Linked DNA regions of Homo sapiens: region 2 is linked to region 1. Evidence: chromatin loops called from intact Hi-C (ENCODE). Cell type or tissue: PC-3. All regions are shown on one strand. Each heading gives the region's core, and the rest is flanking DNA. Links, peaks and the distances in the headings are about the cores only. Region 1 has its middle 140 kb from the start of C10orf126. Region 2 overlaps LOC107984171 (a long non-coding RNA gene).

Region 1 (8,334 bases), core at 6-8,005:
TGAATCTCCCCATAGCCAACAGGATTCTTGAGGGCAATACCTTTACCATTTTAATTATCAACTACTTACTCAGCACTGAACACTTATGGGTACTCACTAACATTGTGTTAGTTCCTTTGGTGATTGTAGTCATTCCTATTTCACAATCAACAGGAGAGAGACAAAAAAGCACTACTTGGGCCGGGTGCGGTGACTCACACCTGTAATCCGAGCACTTTGGGAGGTTGGGGCAGGAGGATTGCTTGAGGTCAGGAGTTTGAGACCAGCCCGGCCAACATGGTGAAACCCTGTCTCTACTAAAAAAAATACAAAAACTAGCCAGGCGTGGTGGTGGGCACCTGTAATCCCAGCTACTCAGGAGGCTGAGGCAGGAGAATTGCTTGAACCCAGGAGGCAGAGGTTGCAGTAAGCCAAGATCGAGCCACTGCACTCCAGCCTGGACAACAGAGCAAGACTCTCTCTGAAAAAAATTTAAAAAAATAAAAAAGCCTTCCTTGGTGTGGAAGGGTAGTGAAGAGGGCAGTCAAAGGAATTAACCAAAAAGTATGAGGAAGGAGGAAGATTAAGGGGATATGTACAGAGAGATGAGAAAAGGTAGAATTCATCAAAAGCTGAGTGATAAAGACAGAGGAAAAGTTAGCGGACCCCCAAATCAGCATCTGCCTACTCCCTGCCTGAACGCTCAGGGGTCCTCCCTTGGGAACCCTGTGGACAGCAGAAGAGCTCTCTATGACCTGGCCTGGGGGCCTTGATCACTTCCATGCCCTCAGTTGCAATATCCCACTTTCCTCTACAGAAGGGCTCTCATAGGCCTCTTGACTTTTCCTCTCTGCCTGGAAATTCCCTTGCTCACTTTGCCCTTGGCCAACTCATAAGGTTCCTCCATCTCTTGGCACCCACACTGACCCTCCATGAAGCCCCACTGGTCCTCCCCAGGACACACTTAGGGTCTCTTTCCCAGGCCTGATCCAAGTTGTATAGAGTCTGAAGTATGAAAGAAAAGAATCCAGAATTACAAATGAAAAATTAGGCATGAAAATGAACATTTATTTAGAATGAGTATAAAATCATAACATATCACAATAACATCTGACAAATTCCACAGATATTACAAAATCCACAGAAATAGTGACTGCCTCATATGCCTCTAGAATAGTTCTCTTTCCTCTACTTTTTAGCTGCAAACGCTGATCTCTTCTTCATAAAACAATTTTCTACCTTTTTTTTCTATACAGAGGATTAAAAAAGATCCACTCTCTTTGCTCTAACACTTTATGGTGATTTGCTTTAGCCTATAGATTGTTTGAAAACATGTCTTCCAGCTTCAAAACTCAGTAGTGATGTCATTGAAGACTGGGTCGGATGCGGTGGCTCACACCTGTAATCCCAGCACTTTGGGAGGCTGAGGTGGGCGGATCACCTGAGGTCAGGAGTTCGAGACCAGCCTGGCCAACATGGTGAAACCCCATCTCTACTAAAAATACAAAAATTAGCCGAGCGTGGTGGCAGGCACCTGTAATCCCAGCTACTTGGGAGGCTGAGGCAGGGGAATTGCTTGAACTTAGGAGGCAGAGGCTGCAGTGAGCCAAAATCGTGCCATTGCACTCCAACCTGGGGGACAAGAGTGAGACTTCGTCTCAAAAAAAAAAAAAAGTGTTGAAAACTGCTCCCACATCTGCAGAAGCCTCTCTCAAGTTTTCCCACAACCAAATCCTCTGCTTACAAAGTGACACGTCTGATAATTTGAAGAACATTCCGCAGACTAGCTTCTGGCTCCATCTATCTAAATCACGTTTCTCCTCCATTGTTCACCTAGCTCTGGTGTCCGGAGCTAGCAGACATGTTTAAATTGTGATGTAGCCTCTGATCATGAAGCTTTATGTCACAGCGTTGCTGAGTCAGAAAGGTGGGTGATAGAAGTATTTCTGGAAGCTGCTCCTACACAAGGAAGCCTGACAATAGCTTAACTATGAACCCATAAAAATATCTCACTAAACCCAGGGGCCGGGCATGGTGGCTCATGCCTGTATTCCCAGCACTTTGAGAGGCTGAGGTGGGCCGATCATCTGAGGTCAAGAGTTCGAGACCAGCCTGACCAACATGGAGAAACCCCGTCTCTACTAAAAATACAAAATTCGCCGGGTGTGGTGGCGCATGCCTGTAATCCTAGCTACTCGGGAGGCTGAGGCAGGAGAATCACTTGAACTCGGGAGGGGCAGGTTGCAGAGAGCTGAGATCGCGCCATTGCACTCCAGCCTGGGCAACAAGAGCAAAACTCCATCTCAAAAAAAGAAAAAAAAAAAACAAACAACAACAACAACAACAAAAAACCTCACTAAACCCAAATGAATTCTATCCCCAACTCAACCCTCCCTAAGCCAGTTCCAAAGACAACTTTTCCTGCTTCCATGTCCCCCAATAACAGGAGAAATATGACAGTAAGTGTTAGTGCAGAAGACAAGTGTAATCTTAACTGATTCCTTCAAAATGGGTTACTCCTGTAAATTTTATAAAAATCTATGACCATAGGCCAGGGATGGTGGCTAAGACCTATAATTCCAGCAATTTGGGAGGCTGAGGAGGAAGGATCACTTGAGGCCAGGAGTTTGAGACCAGTCTTGGCAACATAGCAAAACCCAGTCTGTACAAAAAATACAAAAATTAGCCAGGTGTGGTGGTGTGTACCTGTTATCCCAGCTACTCCGGAGGCTGAAACGAGAGGATCGCTTGACCCCAGGAGTTTGAGGCTGCAGTGAGCTGTGATCGCTACCGCACTCCAGCCTGGGTGACAGACCAAGACCCTGTCTGAAAAAAATATGTGTGTGTGTGTGTGTGTGTGTGTGTGTGTGTGTGTGTGTGTGTTATATGCACATGTGATATGGCCTCAGAAGGGGACCATGCAAATGAGAAGGCCCTGAAGTTGTGGCCTTCTTAGCTTCAATATCAACATGCCTTAGGTTCCTTTCCTGCTCCTCCCCCATGCTCTTGTACATACTTTTGTTATGACACAGTCATTGTGTAATTATAATCACTTGTTTGTCTGTTTCCTCACAGAATTGTGACCCCATGAAGGCAGGAACCCTATTTGTTCTATTGGTATCTCCAGCATCTAGCAAGATGCCTTGTGCATAGTAGTTAACCAATAAAAAGTGGTTGAATAAATGAATGAAGCACATTCATACTGAAGGTAAAGGTGTGTGATCAGAGAATCTCTCTCCGCAATGGCCACCAGGAGGAGCTGTTGGATGGCTCTGGATGGTTGGTGGGTGGGGTGGGGAAGAAAGGGGTAGAGAGAGAGTATGCAATTGGTAATTCTTCAAAAGGATACTTGAAATCAGGTTTGTGTAGTTCTGGACACAAGAAAGGCAACATGGGCCTTGTACCATCAAGCAATGGAAGTTGGAAAAAAAAAGAAAAAACAATCATCTCTGCTTTGGGGAATCACTGAATTGGCAAACCACCCCCATTTCCAACTTTTCTATGACCTGAGCCTTTGATGACAGCTAACATCAAATTGGGAGTATTCTGGAAACACCACGCCCAGGTCTGCGCCTTATATTTATAGAGCTTTTAGCACAAAGGCATTTTCTTCAAAGCACTTTAAGAGCTGGGCACACCCTGTCACACACATGAGCTCCATGAAAGGAATTGCAGCTTCACAGCAGCCCTGAGGCCTGAGCTGGCGAACAGGAATGCTTTGGAATACACTCCCTGGCCACAGGCGAGCAGCCCAGTTTGAAACTAGTGGGAAGAATGACATCAGGTGGGACCAGCCAAATCCCTGCTGAGGGGCCCGACCTGTATTTCTGCAAGAAAACCTTCGTCTTGATGATCATTGACCATGTACTAGACCCATACTTTATCTCCTTTAATCCTAACATTACCCCTATTGTGCAAATGAAGAAACTCCGAGGCAAAGAGAGGCAAAATAACTGACTTCAGGACCATCACCAGTAAGAGCCAAAGCTCTTTAACCTTGGTTAAAGCTCATCCCTCTCTACAATCATGTGCCTTTTGCTGCCGTTCTAATACATGATCTAAATGTATCAGAGAGAGGCTGACTCTAAGATCAGATGAGCCCAACATGGTTCTGGGTTGACTGTATTGCTTGACTTTGAGACCACCGTGACGGCCTTGGCATCATTCAAAAGCAGGCCCAAGTCCAGGAGTGGTGGCTCACACCTGTAGTCCCAGCATTTTGGGAAGCCAAGGTGGGAGGGTGGCTTCAGTCCAGAAGTTCAAGACCAGCCTGGGCAACACAACCCTTTCTCTATAAAAAATACAAAAACTAGCTGGGCATTGTGGCACGTGCCTGTAGTCCCAGTTACTTGAGAGGCTAAGGTGGGAGGATCACCTGAACCTGGGGAGATCAAGGCTGCAGTGAGCCGTGATCATGCCACTGCACTCCAGCCTGCAAAAACAGTGAGACCCTATCTCAGAAAAAACAAACAATCAAACAAACAACAACAACAACAATAAAAAACAAAAGCAGGGCCAAAAGAAGGAGGCCATCAAAGCCCACATTTTAGTCCATCAGTCAAGCCTTCTGGGGTCCCCATGAATCCCTGTTCTGGTTGTGGAGGGGATGATGTGTGTCATGTGTTGTCACAGCCAACCACAGCAAGAAGGGCTACAATTCCTTGTTGTCATTTTCCCCAACTTCAGTCCCCTCACTGAGAAAAACCAAGGCAAATCACTTCCAAGAGGCCAGCCCAACAGGATAGCACTAATTCCCCTAGTTACAAATGTCTCACACCCAGAAAGCCTCTTGTGCACATTGGGATTCTGGAAAAATGTCAAAACACCACATACAGTCTCTTTACCTGGAAAACAAGAGTATCCAAGTCAGGGCATTCATGGTGCCACCAGAGCAGTCTCCAATACCATGTATAGTTCCCAACACAATTCAATTTACCATGGAAACCTCGGTCATTTTCCTCCAGTAATTCCTCCTCTTAGAAAGAGCACAGATTCAAGTTCCAGCTCTGCCTCCTACTAGCCGTCTGACCTGGCAAGTTTCTTAACTTTGTCATCTGTAAAGTTCAGATAATATTGCTTACCTCACAGATGGTTATGCAAATGAGTGAAACAAATGACAGAAAGGTTAGGTCCATCAGATGATAATGATATTTAAATCTGTTTTCACTACTCTTAGTAACATTATCTTGGGCCAGGTCTCTAGTCCTGCATCAGTGATTTGTCTTTTGTTTTTGTTGTTGCTTTTTGGAGACAGAGTCTTGCTCGGTTGCCCAGTCTGGAGTGCCGTGACATGCTCACTGCACACTGCAGCTTCAACCACCCAGGCTCAAGCGATCCTCCTACTTCAGCCTCTCAAGTAGCTGGGGCTGCGGGCATGCACCACCATGCCCAGCTAATTTTTGTAGACAGGGCTTCACCATGTTGCCCAGGCTGGTCACGAACTCCTGAGCTCAAGTGATCCACCCATGTCAGCCCTCCAAAGTGCTGGGATTACAGGCATGAGCCACCGTGCCCAGCCCCTGATATGCCTTTATTGAGCACCTAATGTGTATGGACTCTGTCTATGAACTTACAGTAAAGTCAGAGACATTGAGGAACAGGTTAGTGTGAGACTGTGTATATGAAATAAAAAGAATTGGAAAACAGGAAGACCAGATAAATAAAATAGAAGGAAAGTTCCACTAGAGAGGTGAGACTTTAGCTGGGCTTCCAGGTGTAGTATTTCAGTAGGATAAACTTACCAGACTAGGGAAGAAGGTGTATGTTGGGAATTGCGGGGAGGCTTCAGGCCTGGTGAGTTCTTCAGAAGATGGGGACTTTTGTTCATTCAGAGTGAAACGGCCAGTGAGCATTTATAAAGTGTTGACCACTACTGATTTGTAGTGTTTGGTGATTTCTGTGGTGTTCATACTTCCACCATAGCTGATTTCCACCAATAAAGCTGAAAACAGGCAGGCCATGGTGGCTCACACTGGTAATCCCAGTGCTTTGGGACGCCGAGGTGGGAGGACTGCTTGAGCCCGGGAGTTCAAGACCAGCCTGGGCAACATAGTGAGATCCCATTTCTACAAAATACAAAATAAAAAGTAATCAGGCATGGTGGCATGCACCTGTGGTGCTAGCTACCTGAAAGGCTGAGGCGGGAGGATCACTTGAACCCGGGAGTTTGAGGCTGTAGTGAGCCATGATTGTACCACTGCACTCTAACAGCCTGGAGACAGAGCAAGACCTTATCTCCAAATAAATAAATAGATCAATAAAAAGAATAAAAGCAGAGTTGGGGAGAGATGTGCAGCAGCCTGGCATCGTACAGTATTCCTACCATGTGAATACAATACAGATCAACGGCCTCCGTAAAATGGAGTAAAATCAGGAAGCGTTGACTTCTAAATATTTATTACCTTGGTTTTTAATATAATTTAATAATAAGTTTATATTGTTTAATTTTTAGTAATGGTTGCATTTAACAACTAACTTGCAGAATTCCTGGAAACTTCATATTCGGCTCAGGTGATTTAACAAGCTGGCTCTGGCACACCAGTGGGGCAGCTGCAAAAATCCAGGAAAGAGATGCTCATGGCATGCACCAGGATGTGAGTTGGGAGGTGATGAAAAAAGGAAGGATTTGGGATATGTGTGTGTGTGTGTGTGTGTGTGTGTGTGTGTGTGTGTGTTTTGTTTTTTGAGACAGAGTCTTGCTCTGTTGCCCAGGCTGGAGTGCAGTGGTGCAATCTCAGCTCACTGCAACCTCCGCCTCCCGGGTTCAAGCAATTCTCGTGCCTCAGCCTCCAGAGTAGCTGGCGTTACAGCTGCCCACCACCACGCCCGGCTAATTTTTGTATTTTTAGTAGAAATGGGATTTTGTTATGTTGGCCAGGCTGGTCTCAAACTCCTGACCTCAAGTGATCCGCCCACCTCGGCCTCCCAAATCACTGGGATTACAGGCATGAGCCACCGTGCCCGGCCAGATTTTGGATATGTTATGAAGATAGAGCAGGGAGGATTTGCTGGTAGCCTGCATTTGGGATGGGGAGGAGGAGAGAGCTCAAAGGTGACTCACGGGGTTTTATTTTGTCTCACTCCCTGTCTTGGCTCCCCACGTCTCGTGGCGAACGAGCTTCTCTTTTCCTTCATGTGTGTCAAATCCTCCTTCTTCCTAAAATTAGCTCCAGCTCTACACTACAGGAGGCTTTGTGTCGTTTTCCTTTATATAAGAAAGGTTTTGAAAAAATTCTTGCTTTCCACCAAGGCATGTTTCTAAAACTATTTTTTTATTTGTGTAAAACAACATCCTTATTTTATTTAAATACATATGGGAGAAGAAAGAGAGATGTGAGGGGAAAGAAAGTGAAGGGGAAAAGGAGAAGTAGGAAGAAGAAGGGGAAGAGGAGAAGGAAGGAGAAAGGAGGAGAAGGAGGAAAGGGAAGAGGATGACGAGGAAAAAAGGAAGAGGAGGAGGAAAGACATACTGGAAGGGAGGGAAAGCAGACATTCCCTGGTGGCCCAGGACAGCAGCCAGGATGTATAAGCTCCAAGCCAGGAATGGGCCCTTTCACACTGGGCTCTATATTCTCATACATAATTTAAATCCGTTACAACAACGACGTATTGGTATTTGAATAATAAAAATCTATGGCCGGGCATGGTGGCTCACGCCTGTAATCCCAGCACTTTGGGAGGCCGAGGCAGGCAGATCACCTGAGATCAGGAGTTTGAGACCAGCCTGGGCAACATGGGGAAACCCCATCTCTTACTAAAAATATAAAAAATTAGCCAGGTGTGGGGGCAGGTGCCTGTAGTCCCAGCTACTTGGGAGACTGAGGCATGAGAATTGCTTGAACCCGGGAGGCGGAGGTTGTGGTGAGCCGAGATCATGCCACTGCACTCCAGTCTGAGCGACAGAGCAAGACTCTGTCTGAAATTTAAAAAACAAAAACCAAAAAACTAAAGAAACAGTGGGAGTCAAAAATAAAATATATTGTCACTAAATTCAGCTTTAAAGGAGGGAGAGATAAAGTCTTCTGAGGAGGAGGAGGGCCTGGCAGTGAAAGATGGGTCAGCAATGGTCCCTGAGCAGGCAGCATGGTGTCAGGTGTCAGGCATGGGACAGGAAGTTGGAAGACCCAAGTTCTACTCCAAAAGTCTCCCAGGCCGGAGAAACCTGGATCAACCCTTTAACAGTCTCTGCTTTGGGTGAGGAAATGCTCCTACGTAAAGTGGGAATAAAAATGCCACTTCCAGCAGGGCATGGTGTTGTGTACCTATAGTCCCAGCACTTTGGGAGGCTGATGCGGGAGGATCACTTGAGCTCAGGAGTTTGAAACCAGCCTGGGCAACAGAGCAAGACCATGTCTT
Region 2 (8,334 bases), core at 126-8,125, 110 kb before region 1:
TCTGTCAGTAATGAGATGCCAGCAGCCCCTACTTCAAAGCCTTAACTGATACCGATAATCTCCTGAAAGACTCCCAGAATTTCAAGTGATCTCTCAAACTAAAGTTTGGAGGATTACATAGACAACAGCACAGATGATGGAAGAGGCATTGCTTGTTTGATATTTGCTCTTTGATTTCTTTTAAATGTTTTATTATCAGTTTCCCAAAGGGCTAGTCTGTAGTTTCCAAACCCTTAACGCTAAAGATTAGCATTGTCAGATTATCGCTGTCTGGCTACTGGGAAGACCACGGGATATCCATAAATTTTATCTTTCCTTTTTTTAAAAAAAATCCCAATTGTCTGTAAAAACACAGCCACTCCAGATTCAGTGACAAATGTCGTGCAGAGTAACACTATCCAGCCTGCAATGGAGACAGAGCTTTCCTGAAAAATCTGTAGCCACTCCAAGGTTACTCTCAGATTCTTTTGAGGTTTAATCTCTTTTCTGAAACAGTTGTGCCCTCATGGAGCGGGAGGAGTTGGGACAAAAGGCCACAGGCTATGAGAAACATGTTATAAAGCAGCACGAACATTTGTTTCTGGTACCCAATTATGCTTTAAGTTGAAAGCATATAATTTTCAAGACATGTTGTACCAAGAAACATATCTGGAGTATTTTATAGCAGACGACCTTACACTCTGGAAGCAAAATAGCAGGGCGAGGTCATGCCTCATGACCTGGTCTTCTGTTACCCTCAGGCATGAAAAAAAAAAAAGCAACATTTCAGTGCTCCAAGAAAACACATGCGACCCAGAGGTTAGAGGCAACCATGAATTCATCTGCTTAAAGAAAGGTATAAGAACTTTACACCCTCAATATACATAAAATTCACTCTAAAGGATTTCTCAAAGTTAGAATACCAAGAATCCTGCAATATGTCATATTCTGGTCTAAGGATGTGATACCTCTCAGCTCTATCAGGCCAGGGACCCAACCTCTCTGGTCCACAGCTGTATTCCCACACCAGCACCATGCCTGGCAATGTGCTTGTTGACCGGATGATGATTATGATGGTGACAGCATATGATTGAAGTTCTCCCAAGTCACCAAGAAGTGTGCAGAGGCCAAAAATACATGTCTTTGCTTTACCTAGTCAATAGAAACTGGTCTCAGCTTCAGCGACAGCATTCAGAATTCACAGAGGTTTGGTAACCTCACTGATCTGATATGGCTGCTGTGGCAGAGGTTGCTAACACTCACTAATATCCCCTTCCTGGGCCCACAGCTATACTGCACTTCTAGTCCCCTGGCATCTAGGCAGGGCCATGTGGCTGGTTCTCACCAATGGAGAGTGAGTGGGAGAGATGTAGGCCACTTCTTGCCTGAGGCAGCTTAAAAGCAAATGGGTCTTCTCTACCATCTCCCCCTTCCCCCATCTATAACTTAATGCTGAAGAAGATGAGGCCCTAGAATGGGAGAAAGCATAGAAGAAGCGTGACTGCCCATATGAAGCAGAACCCCACTGCATTGCACTGGACTGTGTTATGAGCAAGAAATAAGCATGCCCTAGGTTAGCTCTCGAGGGCTGTTTGTTACAGCATGTAGCTTACCCTGACTGATGCAGACAGTAAGTGGTGGTGGAGGTGTTGTCTGAATCTAGCTCTGTTTCTCTTGAAATCTGGGTTCTTCTGCATTGTCAATGGCCTTGCAGGTTAAAAAATACAACTGCAGAAACTCAGTCAACTTCAATGTCAATGTCACCTCTCCAGGTAGCTTTTCTGTTTCTCCTGTCTGGGTTGGGAACCTGTTCTCCTTGTCCTATTGCTCCTTGTGTACTTTTTTTTCTCTAGTCCTTGCCACATAAATGTTGAATGTATGTTTGATTCATATCTCAATCCACAGAGGCAACATAAGTCTAGCAAGCAGTAGTTTGCTCATTTAATGTTTATTTATCCATATCAAACTAAAGGGAATCATCTTGTTCCTTGAATTTTCTGCCTAACAAGGTGAAACAAAGCTAGTCAAAGTAAGACAAAGCAAAAAATAAGACTAGAAAAAGAAAACAAAATGAAACACTCTGAGTCTGATTCCATGGTGCTGAAGGTCCCACTACAATGCATTGGTCTACAAGTGTAGTTCAGTGAAATAAAGTTCAGTGTTTCTTTGAGGACTCAATAAATTGCTTGGATTTTGGTTCCCAAGCCCAGCTCTGATCTGGCTCTGGAGTCAGCTCACCTGGCTGTGTTGGACCTGGGCCCCACCGAGTTCTCTGAGTTAGCACCTGTCAAGAATGAAGGACTTGAACGTGCACCAAGATGACCCCGACACTCAGTCCAGGCTATTGGTACAAATGTGGAAAGAAGAGGAAATGTGTTCCGTTTGCCTTGTCTCAATGGCAGGACTTGAGGACCTGGTCCCCAACAGCTGGCCTTAGAGAGGGCCCAGCATGTCAACTCAGACCTCTGCTGGGTCCCAGCTTCCTCTCTGGCACTGAGAATATTTAAACACTGTCCCACAAGGTGCCTCTCTCTTTGTCTTCTGAGACATCTAGCTCACTTGTGGCCCTCATCCACAGCACTTCAGGGCCACGGATAGAGTGACACGGGTGTGGGTACACCACTGACAGAGGTGCGGTTTGTAAGACAGGCCCACTGTGGTCTAGACAACATTTCAAAACCATCTCAGAACATCATCGGGTGGGATATGGGAAAGAAGTCATCTGTTCTGTTGGGCACAGTGACAAGACAGCACATGTCTTTGCTGGTGCCATGGTGTAAGAACTTCAAGCTTTGATTTTATTTTATTTTTATTTTTTTGAGATGGAGTCTTGCTCTGTCACCAGACTGGAGTGCAGGGCACGATCTTGGCTCACTGCAACCTCTGCCTCCTGGGTTCAAGCGATTCTCCTGCCTCAGCTTCCCGAGTAGCTGGGATTACAGGCACGTGCCACCACGCCCAGCTAATTTTTGTATTTTTAGTAGAGATGGGGTTTCATATTGGCCAGGATGGTCTTGATCTCTTGACCTGGTGATCCACCAGCCTTGGCCTCCCAAAGTGCTGGGATTATAGGTGTGAGCCACCACGCCCAGCGCAAGCTTTGATTTTAAGTTGAGAAAAGAAAAAGACTTTTAAAAGTTTGGAATTGATTGCTCAATTGCCATTGTGCTGTTATAACAGTAATACCAGAAAGGAGAGATCAGTTATTGTTCTATTGTCTCCCTTTCTCTCTTCTCTTGTCCCTTCCATACCCCACACCTCTCCGATGAGCAAAGCCAGCTGATATTTACTGTGTTCTGAGGACAGATGAGAAATGTGGGTACAGCACACATCACACAGTTTCCTGTGCAGCCAGCAAGCTGAAGGACTGTTCCGGGAACTCTCCGTGCATCACTCGGTGGAGCTATTAGACTTAGTTCCTCTCAGGGCCTTTACATTCTTTGGGCTCTGTGATTTTGTAAGAGATTAGACCTGTTTCCAAGCAGGTTCTGTTTACCTGGGAGCTACTCTACCTTTCTTAAGTCCAGGAACTTCTCACTAAGACTTCCCCCACAACCCAACACAACACACACAGGAAGAGGAGCATCTAGAAAGAGGGACATGTTGCCTCTACTGACACCAGTAGTATTTGATACTCACAGGTGAAAGGAACGTAGCTCATGATCATCCCTAGATAATTCAGTCACATAATCTCCTGAATTTCTTTTTCCTCTACTTGGGGGTTCTAAGGGTGAAATGCATTCATGCGTGTAGAACAATGTGAATAGTGTCTGGGTAAATACAACATAAGCATTTGCTATGAATGCTATTATTGGTTGCATTTTAGATGAAGTAAAACCTTCTGGGTAACTAGTCCCGGGAAAGCTAACAGTAGGTTGCATTTAATGTTGAAACACTTACTCATAGTCATGCATGTAAAGAGGTTGTCCTGGAAAATTTGGGAGGTGGTAAAGATATTCTAGTGTCTTCCACTTCCCTCTCATCTTCTGCTGTAGATTTTCTGCTTCTTTATCCCCATCTGCCTTGTGCCCCTCACTACCTCCATGGCCTCCTAGACAACTCTTCTGGCGTGGACCTCACCGTGGAGCCCTAGGGCCCCAAATACCTTCTTCCCCTTCCAGTGAAACAACATCAGCCTGTCACATAGCTAACTTCAGCTAGTTCTTATCACTAATTTAAATAAACTCACCCTCAAGGTTTGCATGACTAATGGATTTAAAATGTTGGCCCTTTCAGGGAGGGCTGGGGTTGCAGTTTTTTTCTCCTCAGTTTGGCATCAAATCTCACCATTTATTCAGTCCAGAATTATTTACAGAGTGTCTACTATGTGTCAGGAACTGTTTTATGCACTGGAGATATGATAATAGGCAAGATGGGCCTTCCAGGAATTTCTATTGTATGGATGAGATAGACAGTAAACAAGTCAACAAATGAATAAATATAATTCAGCCAGTTATTTAGGATCTTACATGCTGCTCTCTTTCCAGCAGCCTCTAAAGCTATAGGGCTTGGTCTTGAATTGCTGTGGATAATTCACGTGAGAATATTTGAATGTTGAGAGTCAAGCGTTCAAAGCAGCAGCCAGGCAGAAGGAGAAAAAGAGATGTTTTCAGATACGTCATGAACAGGTTGCCCTCTGATTTGACCTTGTCCCTTCCTCCCACTGGTGCTGTGCCCAGCTCCAAACATACTGGATTCCTACTGCAGCCTATCAAATATTTACACTGACATTACAAATATATATATTATTTACTTTAGCTTCTATAAAATATTTACACGTCATGCTAAATATACACAATATATTATATTGCACTGTGTTTTTCCTGCTGCCAGTCAGAGAGACTGTCTGGAACTTTCCCAAAATCATGAGAAAAGACCAGGGCGAAGGGAGAATGCAGGGTGGGCATATTAGGAGAAAGAAGTTGTGTCTACCTGCATCCAGGGAAAGTGCTCCCCAGGGAAAAGCAGGACGTCGAAGATCTGTCCAAGAGAAAATAATTGTGCACTTTGTCCTCCATACTTTTCCTCTACATTTAGTTCCTGGTTCAAAATAAGCACTGAGACTGAGGTCAGGCAGAGTTCAAACAAACAGAAGCTCTCACTCACCTCTGACATTGGAGATACCAGTTAGATAGGTCCATTGGATCAAATCCCAGGGCAAGGAGCTCAGAACCCCTTGTAGGGGCTCACAGAATGGTCCACAGAATGCTTTAGAAAATCTTGGCAGCCCTGCTCAGGTGCCCAACACATCACTGTGCTTCCCACCCATAGGAGGGGCCACCCATACCCACTGTCCATCTCACACCACAGGTGAGGTTAAACCATGGTGGCTGTGAAGCTGATGCCTCTGAAATAGACTCTTTTTCAATTACATTATAACACTGAATGTGTATTCCTGCACAAAATACCTCTCAACCTGATCTTGCATCTCCTTTTCTGCTTCCTGATGATCTGAGTGCCTGGCAGACAAGACTGTCTTCAAAGTCTTCGCTCATTCCACTTGTCCCTTTAAAAATGTCCCGATGGGTACATAGATGATCATCTTCAAGCTTTGTATCAGCGATATTTCCCTCTGCGTTGTGTCTTGAAGTCAAGGTCTGTTTCTCCTCCAAGCCTATTGTCTTCTTCAGGGTCCAAAAACATGATCTTGGCTTAATAACTTTATGATGGATCCAATGTTTATAACCAAAGGTGGACCTTGCTTAGTCAGGGCATAAATTGTATCATTTCAGAATCAGTAATGTTCCACGCTTCAGAATCTCCTGCCACAGGGGTCTAGATGAGCCCAAGGCAAAGAAGAAAAGGTCTTACCTTGTGGATGTCACTGATTCCATGTTCATCTGCTGCATCAGTGTTATGTTATTTATGCGAGATGCTGATGGAAGCCTCATCTCAGTCCATACAAGTCAAGATCTCTGTGGTTTTAATAACTTGGTAATGGCCACAGCCACCTTTTCCTGTAAAGATAATACCAATAATCTTGGCACACATAAAAAGAAACCAGTCAGCTTCCAAGCTCTCTGGATTTATTGTATGTCCTTATAAAAGGGGTTTCCCACAACATTCAGCCCTTTTTTGTCCTTTCAGCCTTCTACCATATAGGGCACAGTGTTCCTCCTTGCCTCTCAGGAGGATGCCACGTTGAAGGCGCCACCGTGGAAGCAGTGTCTGGGCTCTCACCAGACACCAAACCTGCTAATCCCCCAGCTTAGACTTCCCTAGTCTCCATAACCCTGATTTCCCGGTTTGCATAGTTGTCAGCAATAAGTTTATGCTTTTTATAAATTACCCAGTCTAAGATGTTTTGTTATGGCAGCATGAATAGACTAAAACAATATGCCTATCTTTTCCGTTACCAGTCTGTAAATTCCTCTATAGAATATAAAGCCTCTGTATTAGTGGTCTTATTTTTCTGGAAAGACTCTCCTAGAAATCAAAGAATCTACCTGTTGTTGTAACAATAACCCAATGTCTTAGACTATTCAGGCTACTATAACAAAATACCATAAAATGGGAAACTTTAAATAACAAAAATTTGTTTCTCACAGTTCTGGAGGCTGGAAAGTCCAAGAGCACGCGATCAGCAGATTCAATGTCTGGTGAAGACCTGCCTTCTGGTTTATAGAAACCAGAAGCCGGTGCCTTCTGGCTGTGTCCTCACATGGGGGAAGGAGCAAGCTAGTTCTGTGGGGTCTCTTATAAAGGCACTAATCCCATTCATCAGGGTTCCACCTTTATAATCGAGGCTTCGCCTTAGGGGTTAGGAATTTAACTCATGAATTTTCACACCATCACACTGCACCTTTGCATTTTCTCCACATTTAAAATGAACGTATAGAAACTTGGGAAGTTAGAAACTCATTATTTCTCCCAGATGTCAGGCCATCCTTATGCATTCATGGTAGCACTGCTAAGTTGTGGTTGTCTAACCCAGGCCAGCTGGAGTGGGAGCCCGGACAGGCCTGCGGTGCCCTCCTCTCATCTCTCCTCACCATCACCCTTAAACAGCTCTCCTTGTCCAGAACTCCACCCACACAGTAACCCAATCCCCTTAGTCCCTGTGACCTAGCCAGGTACTGACTCACCCTGCTAGGTGTTTAGGTGTTACTGCATTTCTCTGGGGACGGAGATTTTTATGGAAAACTCTGAAAGACTACAACAAGGCTCAAAAGAATAAATGGTTGAAAGTCAGAGGTGGTGACAATTCATTAGAGGACACAATTGGGGATAGATGGCCCTGCCACACTCTCCATATAGCCAGCCTCCTCTGGAGAGGGGGTGCCCAGTTGGACGAATGCCTCTGTCAGTGTGTCAATTGGAAAACAGAACTCGATTTCCCCATGGCCCCTGGGCTCCTGCCAAGGCCTTCAGATTTGCTGAAGAATGGCACCATTAACTAGTTACAGAGGCTGTCTGCTTCAGCGTGGGGGAAGGAAGGGATGGTGTCTGAGGCTTTTAGATTGGGGCCAGGATTGGAGAGAAGGAAGAATAAAAGAAGCAGATGCTGTCAAAATAGTTTATTGGCTTGATTCATTGGGTTCAGCAGCTGCCACAAAGAAAACAGATTCCTAGAGAACTACCAGCCAGACAGCGTGCTCTTTCAAGGGAGCTTGATGGAAAGAGAAGATAAGGCTTTGCTTTTAAGGTATTATGCTTACCTTAACTGGGATTCCTTTTAAAAATGGCTCTGAGTGTGTGTGTGTGGGGCGGCGAGGGGGGTGTGTGGCGGGAAGGAGTCAGGGATGCAACAATACCAGGACACTGGTATACAATGCTATCGCTTTTATGCACTCCTCCTTCCCCAAACTCACACCACCAAGAATTCGGCTAAGGATTGTGATTAAACAGAGCTTTTCTATGTCAGCCTCATTCATACTCAGCAACTTAATTCCAGAGATAAGGGTCCGAAACACACAGCACAAAGCTTCTGGAAACCACCCAGACATCACCCTTCCCCAGGAGTCCCACCCCAGCCCAAGGTTATGGGGCTGCAGTGTTCCCATTGCTGGGTGAAACAGGGTTTAAATGTCCACTAAGTGAACTGCTGCTAGAACAATTTGTCTTTTTTTTTTTTTAGATGGAGTCTCACTCTGTCGCCCAGGCTGGATTGCAGTGGCATGATCTCGGCTCACTGCAAGCTCTGCCTCCCGGATTCACGCCATTCTCCTGTCTCAGCCTCCCGAGTAGCTGGGGCTACAGGCACCCGCTACCACGCCTGGCTAATTTTTTCTATTTTTAGTAGAGACGGGGTTTCACCGTGTTAGCCAGGATGGTCTCGATCTCCTGACCTCGTGACCCGCCCGCCTCGGCCTCCTAAAGTGCTGGGATTACAGGCGTGAGCCACCACACCTGGCC

The links. Peaks named below come from ENCODE experiments on the same cell type or tissue, not always from the same donor. Only the 100,000 strongest peaks of a DNase experiment are listed, where the experiment ranks them.
Region 2: a loop joins it to region 1, with 4 times the contacts of the local background. A loop is called at or near these places in 5 of 110 quality-filtered maps.

Annotation. Positions count from the first base shown.
Region 1 is chr10:28,986,831-28,995,164 of GRCh38, reverse strand. No RefSeq gene overlaps it. Among named protein-coding and RNA genes, the nearest start is that of C10orf126, 140 kb to the right of the region's middle. RefSeq lists a silencer at 3,071-3,365 and an enhancer at 3,110-4,309. In PC-3, for the core only: a CTCF peak has its summit at 3,222 (motif pointing right); DNase peaks (open chromatin) are centred at 3,144 and 3,644; H3K27ac peaks cover 1,266 bases.
Region 2 is chr10:29,101,540-29,109,873 of GRCh38, reverse strand. It overlaps LOC107984171 (a long non-coding RNA gene), which reads right to left. Exons shown (of 5, transcript XR_001747285.1): 4 at 5,791-5,936; 5 at 5,181-5,603. Among named protein-coding and RNA genes, the nearest start is that of LYZL1, 180 kb to the left of the region's middle. In PC-3, for the core only: no CTCF peak of the experiment used is centred there; DNase peaks (open chromatin) are centred at 4,193 and 4,673; H3K4me3 peaks cover 2,527 bases; H3K27ac peaks cover 4,047 bases.